Linked DNA regions of Homo sapiens: region 2 is linked to region 1. A link is an interaction called in ENCODE POLR2A ChIA-PET data of the cell type or tissue named here. Cell type or tissue: HepG2. All regions are shown on one strand. Links, peaks and the distances in the headings refer to the core of each region. The heading gives the core; the rest is flanking DNA.

What was found. ChIA-PET counts read pairs that join two places held together with the same protein. Peaks named below come from ENCODE experiments on the same cell type or tissue, not always from the same donor. Only the 100,000 strongest peaks of a DNase experiment are listed, where the experiment ranks them.
Region 2: POLR2A ChIA-PET joins it to region 1 with 6 read pairs; 2 of 35 experiments call an interaction of 5 or more read pairs at or near these places.

Annotation. Positions count from the first base shown.
Region 1 is chr17:40,446,193-40,451,192 of GRCh38, reverse strand. All of the region lies in intron 1 of IGFBP4 (insulin like growth factor binding protein 4), which reads right to left. Among named protein-coding and RNA genes, the nearest start is that of IGFBP4, 5.2 kb to the right of the region's middle. In HepG2, for the core only: a CTCF peak has its summit at 816 (motif pointing right); DNase peaks (open chromatin) are centred at 802, 2,302, 2,753, 4,942 and 1 weaker place; H3K4me3 peaks cover 643 bases.
Region 2 is chr17:39,901,714-39,907,271 of GRCh38, reverse strand. GSDMB (gasdermin B) reads left to right here. Exons shown (of 11, transcript NM_001165958.2): 7 at 285-311; 8 at 1,001-1,161; 9 at 1,287-1,425; 10 at 1,776-1,846; 11 at 2,308-2,677. The coding sequence ends at 2,460. Among named protein-coding and RNA genes, the nearest start is that of GSDMB, 14 kb to the left of the region's middle. In HepG2, for the core only: no CTCF peak of the experiment used is centred there; a DNase peak (open chromatin) is centred at 2,391; H3K4me3 peaks cover 425 bases.

The sequences.
Region 1 (5,000 bases), core at 1-5,000:
TACATCAAGTTCCTAAGAGTCAACCAAAGAGAAGACACTATAGCAAGACCCCCTGGCCAAGGTAGGCAGCAAAAGAAGAAACATAAACTTCAGAAGACGAGGACTGTGCCAAGGGGACCATAAGGAGATGGATCCTGAGCCCTCGGTTAGGAACCAGAGAAAGATCTGGGATCCAGGCCCTTCCTTTGAGACCCTCCCAAGGAATTCCTCCAGCCAAAGAAACCTAAGCTGCCCCAGTGATCACCTCCCTCCACACCCCCACCTTGCACAAAGCCATAAGGCTTGAGGATGGAGTCACCGTGTTTCAGGGGTGTAAGCTGGAACTGGGGAGTGGAGAGAAAAAGGAAATGGAAGACCTCAAAGAATTAGAACCAGGCTGGGTGCTCACGCCTGTAATCCCAGTGCTTTGAGAGGCCGAGGTGGGAGGATCACTTGAGGCCAGGAGTTCAAGACTAGCCTGGGCAACATAGCAAGACCCTGTCTCTACCAAAAAAAAAAAAATTAGTCAGACCTGCCTGTGGTCCTAACTTAGAAGACTGAGGTAGGAGGATCGCTTGACCCCAGTACATCAAGGCTACAGTGAGCTATGATTGTGCCACTGCACTCCAGCCTGGGTAACAGAGCAAGACCCTGTCTCTTAAAACAAAAACAAAAACAAAAAAACAAAAAAAAAATTCAAGAATTAAAGAATTAGAACCAAATGTCAGAAGGACAGAGGCTGAGCTGAGATGTGGACAAAGGCCCCACCCTGTTACTTAAGTAGGGCTGGAGATCACCTGGACTTGTTTGCCACAGCCCAGGACACTAACACCAGGGGGCACCCTTCCAACCTGGAAAGCCTTTGTTTTTCCTGAGTTTGCTTTCTTTTAATGACCATAAAAGAAAGTACTAGGGGCCAGCTGGGGTGGCTCACGCCTGTAATCCCAACACTTTGGAAGGCCGAAATAGGTGGATCGCTTGAACCCAGGAGTTCAAGACCAGCCTAGGAAACATAGTGAAACCCTATCTCTACAAAAAATTAGCCTGGTGTGGTGATGCACAGGTGTAGTCCCACCTACTTGGGAGGCTGAGGTGGGAGGATCACCTGAACCCAGGAGGTCGAGGCTGCAGTGAGCAGTGATCACACCACTGCACTCTAGCCTGTGCAACAAGTGAGACCCTGTCTCAAAATTTTAAAAAAGCAAGCACTATTTTGTACAATGATTCATTCCTCTCAGTAAATGGGTAGAATATTCTTTGGTTCAAGGAGTGAGGAAGGTTTTTCAGGAGTTCAAGGAGTGAGGAAGAGTTTTCAGGAGGTAGTGAGCTCCCACCCTGGAAGTGTGGAGAATTAGGGTGGTAGCAGCCTCAAAAATCTCAAGAGATATGGAATAGAAGCATGACCACAACTATGCTTTCCATGCTGAGTTTCTTTTTCTCTCTCTCTCTCCTTTTTTTTTTTTTTGAGACGGAGTCTCGCTCTGTCGCCCAGGCTGGAATGCAGTGGCGCGATCTCGGCTCAATGCAAGCTCCACCTCCCAGGTTCACGCCATTCTCCTGCCTCAGCCTCCCAAGTAGCTGGGACTACAGGCGCCCGCTACCATGCCCAGCTAATTTTTTTGTATTTTTAGTAGAGATGAAGTTTCACCGTGTTAGCCAGGATGGTCTCGATCTCCTGACCTCGTGATCCACCTGCCTCGGCCTCTCAAAGTGCTGGGATTACAGGCATGAGCCATTGCGCCCGGCCTTTTCTTTTTTTTTTAAGAGACAGGGTGTCACTGTGTTTCCCAGGCTGGTCTCAAACTCCTGGCCTCAAGTGATCCTCCTGCCTAGACTTCCCAAAGTGCTAGGATTACAGGCGTGAGCCACAGTGCTGAGCTTTTACGAGTCAAAGTTCACAAATAACTAACCCTCAGAGGATTATTAATGGATATTTGGGATGTTTACCATTAAGGAGGATTAGGTATGCTCACTGAAGCCTAGGGCTGCATGGGGCACAGGGTGAGTCCAGAGGCATGGCTTATGCTCTTGGGTTGGTATGGCCCCATGTCACATCAGAGGGTTACCTACGAAAAGCTAAGCCAGCAAACTGCCTGGCTTCTCCCTTGTTAGGTTCCCCACTAGCCATCCTACTTATCCCCAGTTCATGTCTACACGGAGTAGCACCCACCAGATAGGGAGAGTAGCTCCCTCCTTAGTCTCATGGGGACACAGGGTAAATCCGTATTTGCCTACTCACACAGACAGGCTCAGGCTCAAGAACTGCAAGTGTACACAAACAATCACGTGTCCAGACACACATTCATCCACATGTGCCTTACCCACATGCACTTGGGCACTCTGACCCTGCCCTGGTCAGAGACACAGAGCCAGGGCAGGGCACGCTGACTTCAACAGCTTCTCTGCACCGTGGTTTGTTGACTTTCCATGTAATCTGTAACTTTTCCTTGCCCAACCCTGCTTAACTGGCAGACTGAAGAGCCACCCCAGGATCCACCCCTAAGCACCAGGTTTTTGTGGGGGTAAGGGTTATAGCATTGAGTCTCTTGATAACGTTAACCTTCTCATCTCCAAAACTGGCTAAATACTTGCTATTTCCCTGCTCACACAAGAGTTCCAGCCACCTGGTGCTACTCATCCTGGTAGTGCCCTCTGGAGAAATTCCAATGCCTGTGGGTTCCCCTCTGAGCAGGAGTGGAGTCAGACCTATTCCCCTGAAAAGTCTGACCTCCAAAAAGCTTGTTTGGGAGATGGGACTTCCAAGTAGGCTTGGTCCTCCTACAGCGCCCAGCTTGGAGCTAAGCCAGTTGACATCTGACTATAGGGGAAACCTCGGTCTTTGCTCCAGCAGCAGAGGAAGGGAAGGCGCCAGAGAAGAGGCCACACGGCTTTGGCACCACCGGCTGCAAAGTTTGTGGCGAAAGCCAGAGGATTTCCTCTTTCCTGTTGCCTGATTTTACCCTCACAATTTCTCCCCAACGCCAGCCCCTGGCCCTCGAGAGACACCTAGGCTATGAACTGAGTGGGCCCAGCCATCCCGACCAGAAGTTTCAGCTGTGATCCAGAGGGTCACCCACCTGTCCTGCTAGAAAGGTCTTTTCCCTCTTCCCCTAGACTCTAGCTGGAGAAGCCAAGACCGCTGGTGCTGGGTACCAGGCCCTTTCTCTGAGGTCTGGCTCAAGGGGTATCACCCCCAACAGCTGTGTCATGCTGCCAGCCTCAGAATAAAAAACAGATAAGGCAACTTGGCCTGTTCTTCCCATGTTGACAGCAGCAAAATGCACCAAAGGCCACCCCACCCCTCTCAACTCCTCTGAATGTTGCCCCAAATTTGCTCCCTCGTCCTACCGCTTCCCTAAGTCCCAGCATCAGCTTCTTCATCACCATCTTCCTCATCACTTCAATTTATTGAGCTCTTACCCGATGCCAGACGCCCCAACCCTGTGAGGCAGGTCCTGTTGCCCTCCCCACTTTAAAAATTAGGAAAATGAAGTAGACTGGGTGGAAGGGGAGGAGGAGAGACTTAGCTCTGCAGCACTCTGTCTTTAAGTGGAAAGACTCCTGATACCCGAGGCACCAATACTGCTAGCTTTGCCAGTACTAAATTAAAAATGGGAAGCGGCCATGCTCCTCCCTCCCCCTCCCCACAAGGCACAGAATTTCTGGGAATGCCCTTGTTCCCATGACATAACTGGATTCCCAGTACTGAAGTAGGGGGGCAGAATTTGCTGCATTGACTAAAAATTAACCCAGCCTGCCTGTTCCCTAACCCTGTCCCAAAGGGACTGAGAGCCCAGCTTAGGAACTCCCCGTCCAAACGCTGATCTTTCCGCTGTCCACTCCCCCAGATTCCATGAGTCTAGGATCAGTACCAGGATGCAGAGGTGTGGACTTTTGATGCACACGCCCCGCCTCATCTCTGGTGGCCTCAGTGGTGTTAAGCCACAACCTGGCCAGCACATGGAAAGCTGTGACAGGAGGGCAGGCAGGGGTGGCTGGAGACGGAAAGGGGAGATCTGCCCCTGGGGCAAACAGGAGGCAGCTGGACCATAGCAGCCAAAGAAGGGGGCATGCCAAGTGGCCACCCTCCCCCAGCCACCTGCTGACACTCAGCCCCAAAAGGAAAAGGCAGAAAAAATAGACAGGTACCCTCGACCAAGCTATTCGCGGGCCAGTGGGCCCAAACCTTGGGACCTAAAGCAGACAGTGGCCTACTGACTGTGTAAGGCTAAAAAGATGGGTGGGTAGGGGCTTGGTCGTCTTATCTCACCCACAGACCCTGCAGGGCTGCAGCAGAACTCTAGAGAGTGCCTTTTACATGGTGCCATGTGGCCCAGGTCACAGCAAGGGATTACTTCTATGATGACTAGGAGGTGTGGGAGGGCACGGGCATAGCTTGCTCAGTAGGTACCTCCAGGCTTCCCTCGTCTCTCTCCAGATACCTGCATCCATTGCATGGCTGGAGGCTGGAGGACAAGGCAAGGAGGAAAGGGGGAGGGGCATTACAGACCTTGGCTGTGTCATCCAAAGGGGACCTAAAGCCACCCCATTCCAAGACACCGTTTTTTGTTTTTTTTGTTTATTTGTTTTGTTTTCTTTAGACAGAGTCTCGCTCTGTCACCCAGGCTAAAGCGCAGTGGCACAATCTTGGTTCACTGCAACCTCCACCTCCCGGGTTCAAGTGATTCTCCTGCCTCAGCCTCCCAAGTAGCTGGGACTACAGGCACGCACCACCATGCCCAGCTAATTTTTGTATTTTTAGTAGAGACGAGGTTTCACCATGTTGACCAGGCTGGTCTCAAACTCCTGACCTCAGGTGATTCACCCTCCTCAGCCTCCCAAAATACTGAGATTACAGGTGTGAGCCACTGCACCCGGCCTACTTTTTTTTTTTTTTTTTTTTACGAAATAGAGTCGCCCAGGCTGGAGTGCAATCACGTGATCATAGCTCATTGTAACCTTGAACTTCTCATCTCAGACTCCCAAATACCTGGGACTACAGGCATGAGCCACTGCAGTTG
Region 2 (5,558 bases), core at 1-5,000, 540 kb after region 1:
CAAATTTGCGGAGCGACTGAGTGTATGCTGCCCCCTTTCTGGGCCTTGGCTTCTTCCTCAATCATCTAGGCACAGTCCTATGACTGCCTGTTTTTGAGGATGTGGGAAGGGTCTGCAAATACAGTGCTTTCCCATTGACACACGCTGGTGAGGATGCAGGCTCCCTGGCACCAGCAGTGAGGGCTCAGATTGCAAGAGTAAAAACTTCCATCACTGGGAAGAGAAGTCTGCAGGGGACTGGAGGTGATCTGAAGATTCTGAAATAACTCTTCCTCTCTCTGCAGAGAAGGATGGTGCTTCATCCTGTTTAGGTAAGGGTGATAGCCAAGTGTGTTCAGGGTGGCTGCACCAACCCACCCTGAGTCCATGTGGCTCAAGACTGCTGCTCAGGTGGGGTCAGCTGAGTGGGTAGGAAGTCGGGAGGCACTGCCTAGCAGGTTTCAACTTTAGTCTGGAGGCTGCATCTGTCTCCTCTAAACACAGTGGTTCTCATTGGTTATACCCCAAAATCACACCAGGAAACTTTAAAACTAGTGACGACTGAGTCCCGTCTCCAGAAACTCTGACTTAATTGTGGGGGTGTGGCCTGGACATCAGGATTTGTAATAACTCCTCAGGTGATTCTCATGTAGTCAAGGTTGAGAACCACTGCTTTAACTTTCTCCAAATCCTAATTACTTCTAGTGTGGCCTGAGGACTGCACTTTGAATGGCAAGGGCCAAATAACCAAGTTTTTGTTTTTTTCCAGGAAGTGGAGAAGAATTTGGGGTTGGGACTAGACTGGGGGTGAGCTGGGGAGATGGAAGATGGAAGTGGGGTCAGTGGGAGGCAATGATGGTAGGTATCTTGGAAGAAGGATGCTTAATTTTAACACGGAAAGACTGGAAGAAGGGAAGATACAAAGAGGTGGTCTCCAGAAGACAGTCAGACAAATAACAGAGCCTTAGAAATAAAACCTTTTGGGCTGGGTGGCCCAGGTTCTCAATTGCTGCCTCTACAGGAAAGTCTTTGGGTTCGGAGGATTCCAGAAACATGAAGGAGAAGTTGGAGGACATGGAGAGTGTCCTCAAGGACCTGACAGAGGAGAAGAGAAAAGATGTGCTAAACTCCCTCGCTAAGTGCCTCGGCAAGGAGGATATTCGGCAGGATCTAGAGCAAAGAGTAAGGGACCCTAAGAAAGCCTTGGGGCAGAGAGAGATAGGAGCCAGAGGGGATGGCAGTTGGCACAGTGAGGATAATCTGCTATGGTGAGACTGCTGCTCATCTCCCACACTTCCTGGCCCTAGGTATCTGAGGTCCTGATTTCCGGGGAGCTACACATGGAGGACCCAGACAAGCCTCTCCTAAGCAGCCTTTTTAATGCTGCTGGGGTCTTGGTAGAAGCGCGTGCAAAAGCCATTCTGGACTTCCTGGATGCCCTGCTAGGTGAGGAAGGGTCTCGCTGTAGGCTGGGGTGGAGGAAGTGTGAGCAGAGAGGCCTGTGGGGAGTCACATCTTGGGAGGAGGGGCTGCATGTTGCTCTTCACAGTTTATGGGGGGCACTCCTTCATGTCTTCCTCAGGCCAGGCATTGAGGGGCTGGTTCCTCGTCTGTGACTCCTGCAGGCCAAGAGGGAAGCAGGAGTCACAGCAGAGGCCTGTTTGGAGTAAGTCTCATCTAGCACTCCCAGGGGCTCTCTGGAACCTTTTGATGATACATGTTCTGGGTGTGATCAGCCACTGAGGCCCTGTCCCACCATATATCTCTCCTTTTTACCACTCTTTCTTTGCCCCCAGAGCTGTCTGAAGAGCAGCAGTTTGTGGCTGAGGCCCTGGAGAAGGGGACCCTTCCTCTGTTGAAGGACCAGGTGAGACAGCCTGGGCTGAGGGCCATGGTCATAGTGGAAGGGAATGCCCATATTCTCAAGGGACCCAGAAGTCCCAGGGTACAGCCCCTTCTTATTCCATAGTTTTCTGCCGGCTCACATCCATGCAGCTGGTTTGTGACAATTCCCTGGACAGAGAGTTGCCAGAACAATTTGTGGTGGGTTCTTTAGGCTCTGTTTTTTATCTGTGGGCAAGAGAGGGCTGCAAATTGGTTAGTCCCAGGACAGCAGCTGGTATGATCTTGAGTTCCCATGCAGACTGACTAGCAGAGCCTGCCACTATGTTGAGAGAGTATGAAGCTCTCCGGGCTCTGCAGGAAAGAGTGCCATGATGGATTATTACGTCTGCCTATCAGCTCAGCAGCAAGGAGTGTGGCCAAATATTTGCCATTTCTGGTATATCGTTGTTCCTAGCTGTTACAATCTGGGGGGTTTCCTTCCAGGTGAAATCTGTCATGGAGCAGAACTGGGATGAGCTGGCCAGCAGTCCTCCTGACATGGACTATGACCCTGAGGCACGAATTCTCTGTGCGCTGTATGTTGTTGTCTCTATCCTGCTGGAGCTGGCTGAGGGGCCTACCTCTGTCTCTTCCTAACTACAAAAGCCCTTTCTCCCCACAAGCCTCTGGGTTTTCCCTTTACCAGTCTGTCCTCACTGCCATCGCCACTACCATCCTGTCACCAGTGGGACCTCTTTAAAACAAGCAGCCAACCATTCTTTGATGTATCCCATTCGCTCCATGTTAACATCCAAAACCAGCCTGGATTTCATACATGGACTTCTGATTAAAAGTGGCAGGTTGTGCATGTTAATTTTGTCTTTTGAAGCCTCACTAAATGACAGTAAAGCAATAGAAAAACTTTGTATAAACCTACAAGGATAGAAAGAATGCAGCAGCAGATAAGAAACTTTAACACATCTTTGGAAGCTAGAAAGCAATGAAAGGAGTGCAGGCTGGCAGGTGTGGGACTGAGGGGTAGACAGGAGATTGCTGTTTTTATCATCAGGCTTTTATTTATTTATTTATTTATTTACTTATTTATTTATTTATTTATTTATTTTTGAGACAGCTTGTTGCCTAGGCTGGAGTGCAATGGCGTGATCTCGGCTCACTGCAACCTCTGCCTCCTGGGTTCAAGCGATTCTCCTGCCTCAGTCTCCAGAATACCTGGGATTACAGGTGCCCACAATGATGCCCAGCTAATTTTTGTATTTTTAGTAGAGATGGGGTTTAACCCTTGTTGGCCAGGCTGGTCTCGAACTCCTGAGCTCCAGTGATCCACCCCCCTCGGCCTCCCAAAGTACTGGGATTACAGCGGTGAGCCACCGCGCCTGGCCAGCTTTTTAGTTCTATTTGATATTTTTAAAGAAACTGTAATTAAAAGTTAAAGAAATGTATGCTTGTTATAAAACATTCAAACATTTCCCAAATATAAATTAGCAGGTGAAGTTACTCTGTGACCTACCCTTTCTTTCTAGAGACCCAGAGAGGTAAGTGAAATATCAGAACATTAAAGTAATTTTGCCTCAGGTAAGGGGGATTGATATTTGCAAATCCAGGCAAACTAAGTTTGGGTTTGGCTAGCCTCCTGGACTGATGGCTCCAGAAGCCAAGGCCAAGGGCCTATCCAAGTTTGGGAGTCTAGTACAAGGAAACCTGCCCTACCATATTAGACTAATCTCAAAGGCTACACTGTAAGTGTTAGGGTGAATCAGCAGTAAACTTACTGTTCTTACTCCACCCCCAGGGGACTGCAGGGAAGACTCTCTTGGTACTGAGTGAGGAAGAGGTTAGCGAAAGGAAAGGAAAAAAAATTCTGAGAAAACCACAGCCCAGTCTTTTCTCAGAACTTAGCCTGCATTTGTATCCTCTTGAGAATTCCAGAGAATCTGAAATTGTGAACTTGGTTTTTGGGGGTCTTGGACTGAATGTACCCCCAGATGCCTGTCAGAACCAAACACAAATTATCTCTGGAGGAAGTAATCTTCCACAAATATATATATTTGAGACAGAGTCATGCTCTGTCACCCAGGTTGGAGTGCAGTGGAGCAATCACAGCTCACTACAGCCTCCACTTCCCAGGCTCAAGCGATCCTCCCACCTCAGCCTCTTGAGTAGCTGGGACTACAGGTGTGCACCATCATGCCTGGCTAATTTAAAAAATTTTTTTTGTAGAGATGGCGTCTCCCTGTATTGCCCAGGCTGGTCTTGAATTTCTGGGTTCAAGCGATCCTTCTGCCTTGGCCTCCCAAAGTGTTGGGATTACAGGTGTGAGTCACTGTGCTTGGCTGGCTAAGGCACATATGTTTTCCTTTTGAGAGATGTGGTATTGCTCTGTTGCCCAGGCTAGAGTGCAGTGGTGCAATCATGGCTCACTGCAGCCTCTACCTCCTGGGCTCAAGTGATCCTCCCATTTCAGCCCCCTGAGTAGCTGGGACCACAGGTACGCACCACCATGCCCCATCTAATTTTTTATTTTTATTTTTTGTAGAGATGGGGTCTCACTATGTTGCCAGGGCCTCACTATGTTGCCAGGGCTGGTGTTGAACTCTTAGGCTCAAGTGGTCCTCCCTCCTCAGCCTCCTGAAGTGTTGGAATTATAGGAGTGAGCCACTATGCCGGCCTAAGGCACATACTGTCAAGTAACTCAAAAGTCAAGGGAGAAATCCTAATGGAAGTTATAAGATTTTTTTTTCTACTTAGTGATAATAAAAATATACATATCAAACTTGTGGAATTAAGCTAAAGTCTTTTGTTTTTAGAGAAAATATATGTTTCACCTTGTTTGTTTTAGAAAAGAAAAAAAGCTAAAAAAATCAAAAAGCTAAGTATTCATGTCAAAAAGCTAACAAAGAAAACTCCAAAACAAACCCAACAACAAGCCGCTCCCTTCCCCTCCAAAAAAGCCCAGCAAAATAAATCCAGGAAAAAGAGGAGAAAAAGCACACAAATTGACAAAATAAGAAACAAAAACATTAAGAGGATCAATAAAGACAGACATTGGACCTTTAAAATGACTCACAGATCTCTGACAAGAGTGATATTTAATTTAATTTATTTATTTGTTTTTGTTTTTGAGATGGAGTCTCACTCTGTCTCCCAGGCTGGAGTGCAGTGGTGCAATCTTGGCGCACTGCAACCTTCACTGCCTGGATTCAAACAATTCTCTTGCCTCAGCCTCTTGAGTAGCTGGGACTACAGGTGCACACCACCACACCTGTTTAATTTTTGTATTTTTTAGTAAAGACAAGAGTTTTGCCATGTTGGCCAGGCTGATCTTGAACTCCTGACTTCAGGTAATCCACCCACCTCAGCCTCCCAAAGTGCTGGGATTATAGGTGTGAGCCACCGTGCCCAGCTTGACAAGAGTGATAAAAAGAGAGAGGGAGCAAATATCATCAGTTTTAAGAGTGAAAAGGGAACAGTTCTAAAGATGTTACAGGCATTTAAAAGACAGGAGGATATTAGAAACGACTTTATGCCAATAAATTTGAAATTTTAGGTGAAATGGGTGTTATCCTAAAAAAATACAATTTCCCAAAGTTGTCCCAGAAAAAAATAGAAAACATGGGCCTGGCGCGGTGGCTCACGCCTGTAATCCCAGCACTTCGGGAGGCCAAGGTGGGCAGATCACGAGGTCAGGAGATCGAGTCCATCCTGGCTGACACGGTGAAACCCCATCTCTACTAAAA